2 separate regions of the Homo sapiens genome follow, and region 1 is linked to region 2. A link is a contact called in ENCODE Hi-C or POLR2A ChIA-PET data. All regions are on one chromosome and are shown on one strand. Each heading gives the region's core, a stretch centred on a gene start or an enhancer-like site at or near the end of the contact. The rest is flanking DNA. Distances are from core to core; before and after follow the strand shown. Region 1 holds the start of KANSL1-AS1 (KANSL1 antisense RNA 1). Region 2 holds the start of MAPT (microtubule associated protein tau).

Region 1 (3,505 bases), core at 93-2,592, 300 kb after region 2:
GCCGGAAAACAGGCCCCCAAAAAGGCAGTTAAGATTCCAACTCACTTAAAAGCAAATAAATCCCTCTTCCTCTTTAGTTTAAAAAAAAAAAAAGTCCGCCTGAGGGAGACTACATCTGAAAACGTAAGTGACCTGAATTTACAGGCAACAAAAATAATAAATGAAACAATCAGAGTTGTGATACAAACCGTGCAACGCGCCAAGATGTGTGTTTCGAGCAGAGAAAGGCCTTTTGCAGTCAAGAGAAGTTCAAGGCGAGAGCCAGAGTTTGTTTGGGGGGTTCTTTTACGGGAATAAATCATGTTCTTCAGGCCGCCTTTTTAAATAGAACGCCAAAGGAAAAGCTGGCGAACGAGGCGGCAGCTCCTGGGGAAGGGCCCCCGCACACCCCCGCCCTTGGGGCGACTCCCAGCCCGGACCCGCAGCAGGGAAGCCCGGAGAGGCCATTTAAAGTTCCGGGGGATTTTTCTACCCTGCCCTGCCTTTCTAGTTACAACTAACAAAGAGAGAGAGAAATGGGAGCCACAGGGAGAGCGAGGAGAAGGAGAAAGGGCAGCAGGAGGAGGAGGAGAGGAGCAGCAGCAGCACCTACCACGTGATGGAGGAGCGTAGCCCGGGCGGATTCAGCCCCACAAAATGGGCGCAGTTTGCAAACAGCCCCCCGGCCTGGGCGCCGAGGGCCAGCGGCGGGCGGGGGCGCGCGACGGCGGCTCCGGCCCGGGCCCGCCGCTCTCCTCCCCCCGACGCCCGGAGCCGCCCTGACTTTCCGGGCGGGGGGGCGAGGCAGAGGGGGAGGGGAAGGCGGCGGCGGGGAGCGGCTGCTTTTTCTTCTCTTTCGGGCCCTTTCCCGGCCTTGCTCCGCACCGACGGGGCCCGAGCACGGCTGGAGACCGCAGCCCGGCCGGGAGGGCGGGCGGGCGGGGGCAGAGAGTGAAACCGCCCCCCCGCCCCGCACAAACAAGCACCGCCGTCTGCAGCCCGAACCCGCACCCAGGCCGCCACCCCCGGCCGCCTCTTTCCAGCCGGGGAGCGCGCTTCAGCCGCCCCCCGCGCCGCCGCGGCGAGACGAGTCGGCTTCGCTACGGTGCTCGGTTCTCCCGCCGGCTCGGCGAGCGGTGGCGGCGGTGGCGGCGGCACTGGGAAAATGGCGGCCGAGCTCCTTTTCCCTCCCCCCCTTTAATCTGAAGCGGAGGGAGAATGGAGCGAGCGAGCAAGCGGGCGAGCGCCGGGGACACGGGGAGGAGGGACAGCAGCGCCTCCGCCGGCTGCGGCTGCGGCGGCGAAGGGCCGCTCCACCCCGGCGCGCCGCCAGGGGGCGCCCGCCGCGCCGCCCCCGCGGGCCGCCAGGAGGCGCGGCCGCCGCCGCCTCAGTCATGGCTCCTCGCCGTGGCCGATGTTTTTGTACCTCCATCTGCGGAGGCCGCGGCGCCCGGCCCCAGCTGCCCCGGACGTGCGGCGACGGCACGCAGCACTGCGGCAGGGGGAAGCCAGCCCTCGCTGCGGCCGAGGTGAGTCTAACCTGAGGCACTGACGCCGTCACATGCCCTCCGTGCTGGGGCCGGCGGTGCGGCTCGCCAGTTGAGGGGCAGGGCGGGCCGGCGCCGCGGAGCGAGAGGACGTGAGCGAGGAACTGTTTGCACTGTGTAGTAAAGAGGGTAAGGCCGTCGGCACCACACTATTCCAAGGCTAACCCTGCAGAAAGCTCCCTGACCAGTGAAGCGGCTTCCGCCGCCCGCCCTTTGTCCCTAGCAGCCAGCCTCCGTATACTGCAGCACGGCTGGGCACTAGCCCCAGCACCGCGCTCCGCAGCCACCAGAGTTGGGCGGGGTGGGGAGGGTGCACGTAGTCACTGCGCAGGCCCCAGCCAGGGCCCGCGCCGGGCCAGCCCGGGAAGGGACAGCCGGGAGCCAGAGGGGAAGTGATGGCCCCGCCGGCGCCGGGCCCGCTGGGAACTGTAGTTTTCGTGAAGAAACACGCGTCTTGTTTTGGGTGTCATGGCTTGGCAGATCCGCCAAAACAGGCAAATGGCATTACACAATGAGTATTTATGCTTCCTGCCGCCACCAAAAGGAAGTTCACTGCCATGCTAAAAGTTTAACAAAGAACTCCATAAAGAAACACAAGTCTCACAACAAAAAGCCAACTTCCCACCTCGTTACCAGAGTTGGTTTAAAGTGGTGGCACCTTATCATTTCTCATGACCAGTTTATCAGTACAGAACTTTATATTGTCCCCAAAATAGGACCTTTAAAATAATGGAACCTTTCCTAGACTTAAAGAATTCATAAACATAATGTAATACAAAGTGTCACACAAAGTGTAATTCTACCACCCTTTAAAGTTGCCAAAAGATGAGTGGAGTATCTTGAGATTTAAAAGACTAATCTAGGATTCATCAAAACTGGCTTAAATGACTGAAGAAAAAATCGTTCAAATCATTAAATCATCAAATTCGGCAGATAAGAAGGGTATGTATGCTCTACTACCAAAAAGGAAGACGCAAAATGCTTCACACTTTTTTGTGGCTTACCAGAACCAATATCCGGCATTATACGTCACTTCTGCTTATCAAAAAACACCCTCACAGTCGTTACAGAACGGTTTTAGTCTTCCCACAAAGTTACACTAACTCACCTGCCCCTGCAACATCTGCACCTAGGTTTCTGCGAATTTCCATTTGTACTCCTAAAATCACACTCTCAAGCATAGTCATAGTTCTCAAATACCAAAGGCAGGCAGTTTGGAGTCATAGGGTCAAATTACACAAAGAATAAACTAATATTTGTATACACATCCAAAAGAGGTCTTTAGTCTTGGATTTTTAATTTACAACCCTGGGGAAAAACTTTGACTTTTTTATTGTACACACATACACACATAAATAGTAATTCCACAAAATACAGTAGAAGGGTATTGGACCAACAGATGGCGAACTAGAGCCCCAATCTGAGGCTCCTGAAATCTAAATTAGCAGAATGAAAAATACCAAATAAGGCAAAGCCCTTTGCAGCGTATACTTAAATATTAAATTCAGACACACCATAACAAAATAATCTTACTGCTGCTCCAAATTTTTAAGACTGAACTGTCAGATTTAATTAGGCAACCAAATAAGCAAGATTATATGAAATATATTTTTCTAATGGATTAGGAGAAAACTGGAAAATGCTCATTTTTAAAACCATGTATTTGGGGGAACTATAAATTCCAGTTTCCCCTTTCTCTCATTGCTTAGTGCAAGAGTCAAGAGTTCACAGGGTTTATGGCACTTAAATCAGTCAACCTGTTGTATATTCTTATCTAAAATCAGACATCTTTCTTATTAGGCATCCACTTGTACTTTTATTTTTTTGACAGGGTCCTGCTCGGTTGCCCAGGCTAGAGTGCAGTGGTGCAATCAAACTCACTGCAGCCTCCCAGGCTCAGGCGATCCTACCTCAGCCTCTTGAGTAGCTGGCACTACAGGCATATGCCACCATGCCCAGCTGTTATTTTTTTCACTCCT
Region 2 (3,229 bases), core at 470-2,969:
AGATCACTAAGGTCCCTACATGTCCAGAACCAAGATAGAGGTCTTGAACTAGGATGGTGGCAGTTAGAACAACAACAACAAAAAGTCAATTCCAGGCTGAGTGCAGTGGCTCATGCCTGTAATCCCAACGCTTTGGGAGGCTGAGGTGGGAGTTAGAAAGCAGCCTGGGCAACACTGCAAGACCTCCTCTCTAAAAAAAAAAAAAAAAAAAAGTTAGCCAGGTGTGGTGGTGCCCACCTGTAGTCCCAGCAACTCAGAAGGCTGAGGTGGGAAGATTGCTTGAGCCCCAGGAGTTCAAGCTTGCCGTGAGCTACGATTGTGCCACTGCACTCCAGCCTGAGCAAGACCTTGTCTCCAAAAAAAGGTCAATTCCACTGACTTTTCTAAGGTGTACACCATCAAGGGGCAGCTCCATCTCCAGGCCATTGGCTCATGAGACATTCTGTAGTCAGAAGGCTAGGGCAGATTGCTTTGAGCAAGCCCCCATGGTGGTTCTCACTCCTACTTCTTTGGGTATATGCCCCTCTGTTTAAAAATAAAGTTAATATGCATTTAAAAAAAAAAAGGAGAAAAAGGTCAGTTCCAGAAACTGTGTGAATAAAGCATTTTACTTGCTTTTTCTATTAATCTATAACATATGTTGATTTTTTAAAAAGAATATAAGAGCTATGCAAATTGGAGCTTCAAGACAACTTCCCATCTCCCTAGGAGGAGATGGCTGCCCTAAACCCCCCTACATAGAAATCATCCCACTGCTTGGGCTTAAACTTGATGTTGGGGAAATGAAAAATCCAAGCTAAGGCCGAAGCCTGGGGCCTGGGCGACCAGCAGAATGAGGACCACTGGTCAGTTTCAGGCTGAGGTGCGTCTTCCAGGGGACAATCTCTAGCTGGCCCTTAAACATTCAGACTTCAAGCTCTATTTACAGCATAAAGGTGTTTCAAAAGACGTGATACAAATAACTGCAAATGCTCTGCGATGTGTTAAGCACTGTTTGAAATTCGTCTAATTTAAGATTTTTTTTTCTGACGTAACGGTTAGATTCACGTTTCTTTTTTTTTAAGTACAGTTCTACTGTATTGTAACTGAGTTAGCTTGCTTTAAGCCGATTTGTTAAGGAAAGGATTCACCTTGGTCAGTAACAAAAAAGGTGGGAAAAAAGCAAGGAGAAAGGAAGCAGCCTGGGGGAAAGAGACCTTAGCCAGGGGGGCGGTTTCGGGACTACGAAGGGTCGGGGCGGACGGACTCGAGGGCCGGCCACGTGGAAGGCCGCTCAGGACTTCTGTAGGAGAGGACACCGCCCCAGGCTGACTGAAAGTAAAGGGCAGCGGACCCAGCGGCGGAGCCACTGGCCTTGCCCCGACCCCGCATGGCCCGAAGGAGGACACCCACCCCCGCAACGACACAAAGACTCCAACTACAGGAGGTGGAGAAAGCGCGTGCGCCACGGAACGCGCGTGCGCGCTGCGGTCAGCGCCGCGGCCTGAGGCGTAGCGGGAGGGGGACCGCGAAAGGGCAGCGCCGAGAGGAACGAGCCGGGAGACGCCGGACGGCCGAGCGGCAGGGCGCTCGCGCGCGCCCACTAGTGGCCGGAGGAGAAGGCTCCCGCGGAGGCCGCGCTGCCCGCCCCCTCCCCTGGGGAGGCTCGCGTTCCCGCTGCTCGCGCCTGCGCCGCCCGCCGGCCTCAGGAACGCGCCCTCTTCGCCGGCGCGCGCCCTCGCAGTCACCGCCACCCACCAGCTCCGGCACCAACAGCAGCGCCGCTGCCACCGCCCACCTTCTGCCGCCGCCACCACAGCCACCTTCTCCTCCTCCGCTGTCCTCTCCCGTCCTCGCCTCTGTCGACTATCAGGTAAGCGCCGCGGCTCCGAAATCTGCCTCGCCGTCCGCCTCTGTGCACCCCTGCGCCGCCGCCCCTCGCCCTCCCTCTCCGCAGACTGGGGCTTCGTGCGCCGGGCATCGGTCGGGGCCACCGCAGGGCCCCTCCCTGCCTCCCCTGCTCGGGGGCTGGGGCCAGGGCGGCCTGGAAAGGGACCTGAGCAAGGGATGCACGCACGCGTGAGTGCGCGCGTGTGTGTGTGCTGGAGGGTCTTCACCACCAGATTCGCGCAGACCCCAGGTGGAGGCTGTGCCGGCAGGGTGGGGCGCGGCGGCGGTGACTTGGGGGAGGGGGCTGCCCTTCACTCTCGACTGCAGCCTTTTGCCGCAATGGGCGTGTGTGTGTGTGTGTGTGTGTGTGTGTGTGTGTGTGTGTGTGGAGGGGTCCGATAACGACCCCCGAAACCGAATCTGAAATCCGCTGTCCCTGCCGCTGTTCGCCATCAGCTCTAAGAAAGACGTGGATCGGGTTCTAGAAAAGATGACTCCCTGCACGCCCCTCCCTGCACCTCCCGAGCAGTGATTCCGACAGGGCCTTCACTGCCCCTGATTTTAGGCGGGGGCCGGCCCCCTCCCCTTTTCCTCCTTCAGAAACCCGTAGGGGACATTTGGGGGCTGGGAGAAATCGAGGAGATGGGGAGGGGTCCACGCGCTGTCACTTTAGTTGCCCTTCCCCCTGCGCACGCCTGGCACAGAGACGCGAGCAGCGCCGTGCCTGAGAACAGTGCGCGGATCCCACTGTGCACGCTCGCAAAGGCAGGGTTCACCTGGCCTGGCGATGTGGACGGACTCGGCGGCCGCTGGTCCCCGTTCGCGGGCACGCACAGCCGCAGCCACGCACGGATGGGCGCGGGGCTGCAGGTGCATCTCGGGGCGGATTTCTTTCTCAGCGCTCGGAGCGCAGGGCGCCCGGCGTGTGCGCTCCCTGCCGGAGGCGCGGGGCTGGCGCGCAGGGCTCGCCCCTCACTGCGGCAGTGGGTGTGGACCCTGGTGGGCGAGGAAGGGGGAGGATAGGCTGTGCCTCCTCCCACTCCCGCCCCCAGCCCCCCTTTTTTTCCCCCTCGGAACGCGAGGTGCCATCTTTTTTCGGCGTGTCACGTCTTTACGGTGCCATGCCAAACCGGGTGGCCGGGCTTCATAGGACAGGGCGGGGCCTGGCATTAAAGGGAGGGGGACAATCAGCGCTGAAATCTTGGCGTTTTGCTGCTGCGGGCGTGAGCACTGGGGGCGTTCGCCCAGCACCTTCTTCGGGGGCTCTTTGCTTTGTCTGTAGAGGTTACGTGATCTGCGCTCCCAGCCCTGGTTTCTGGCTTTTATTCTGAGGGTGTTCAGTCAACCTCCCCCCTACGCC

Evidence for each region. Hi-C counts contacts between places; a loop is a spot of excess contacts on that map. ChIA-PET counts read pairs that join two places held with the same protein, here RNA polymerase II (POLR2A). Pooled maps may share reads with other maps.
Region 1: a map of mammary epithelial cell shows a loop between it and region 2 (9-fold over the local background). The contact joins the promoter of KANSL1-AS1 here to the promoter of MAPT in region 2. A Hi-C loop is called at or near these places in 4 of 168 maps with a recorded cell type or tissue (dorsolateral prefrontal cortex, mammary epithelial cell and posterior cingulate gyrus) and 13 of 50 pooled maps. POLR2A ChIA-PET finds 5 or more read pairs at or near these places in 2 of 52 experiments (CD8-positive, alpha-beta T cell and activated CD4-positive, alpha-beta T cell).

What each region holds. Positions count from the first base shown.
Region 1 is chr17:46,192,231-46,195,735 of GRCh38, forward strand. KANSL1-AS1 (KANSL1 antisense RNA 1) reads left to right here and starts at 1,343. Exons shown (of 2, transcript NR_034172.1): 1 at 1,343-1,508. It overlaps KANSL1 (KAT8 regulatory NSL complex subunit 1), which reads right to left and starts at 1,199. Exons shown (of 15, transcript NM_015443.4): 1 at 593-1,199.
Region 2 is chr17:45,892,835-45,896,063 of GRCh38, forward strand. MAPT (microtubule associated protein tau) reads left to right here and starts at 1,720. Exons shown (of 13, transcript NM_001377265.1): 1 at 1,720-1,852. MAPT-AS1 (MAPT antisense RNA 1) reads right to left here and starts at 2,679. Exons shown (of 2, transcript NR_024559.1): 1 at 2,646-2,679. It overlaps MAPT-IT1 (MAPT intronic transcript 1), which reads left to right and starts at 2,949. Exons shown (of 1, transcript NR_024560.1): 1 at 2,949-3,229. RefSeq lists enhancers at 1,663-2,548, 2,549-3,229.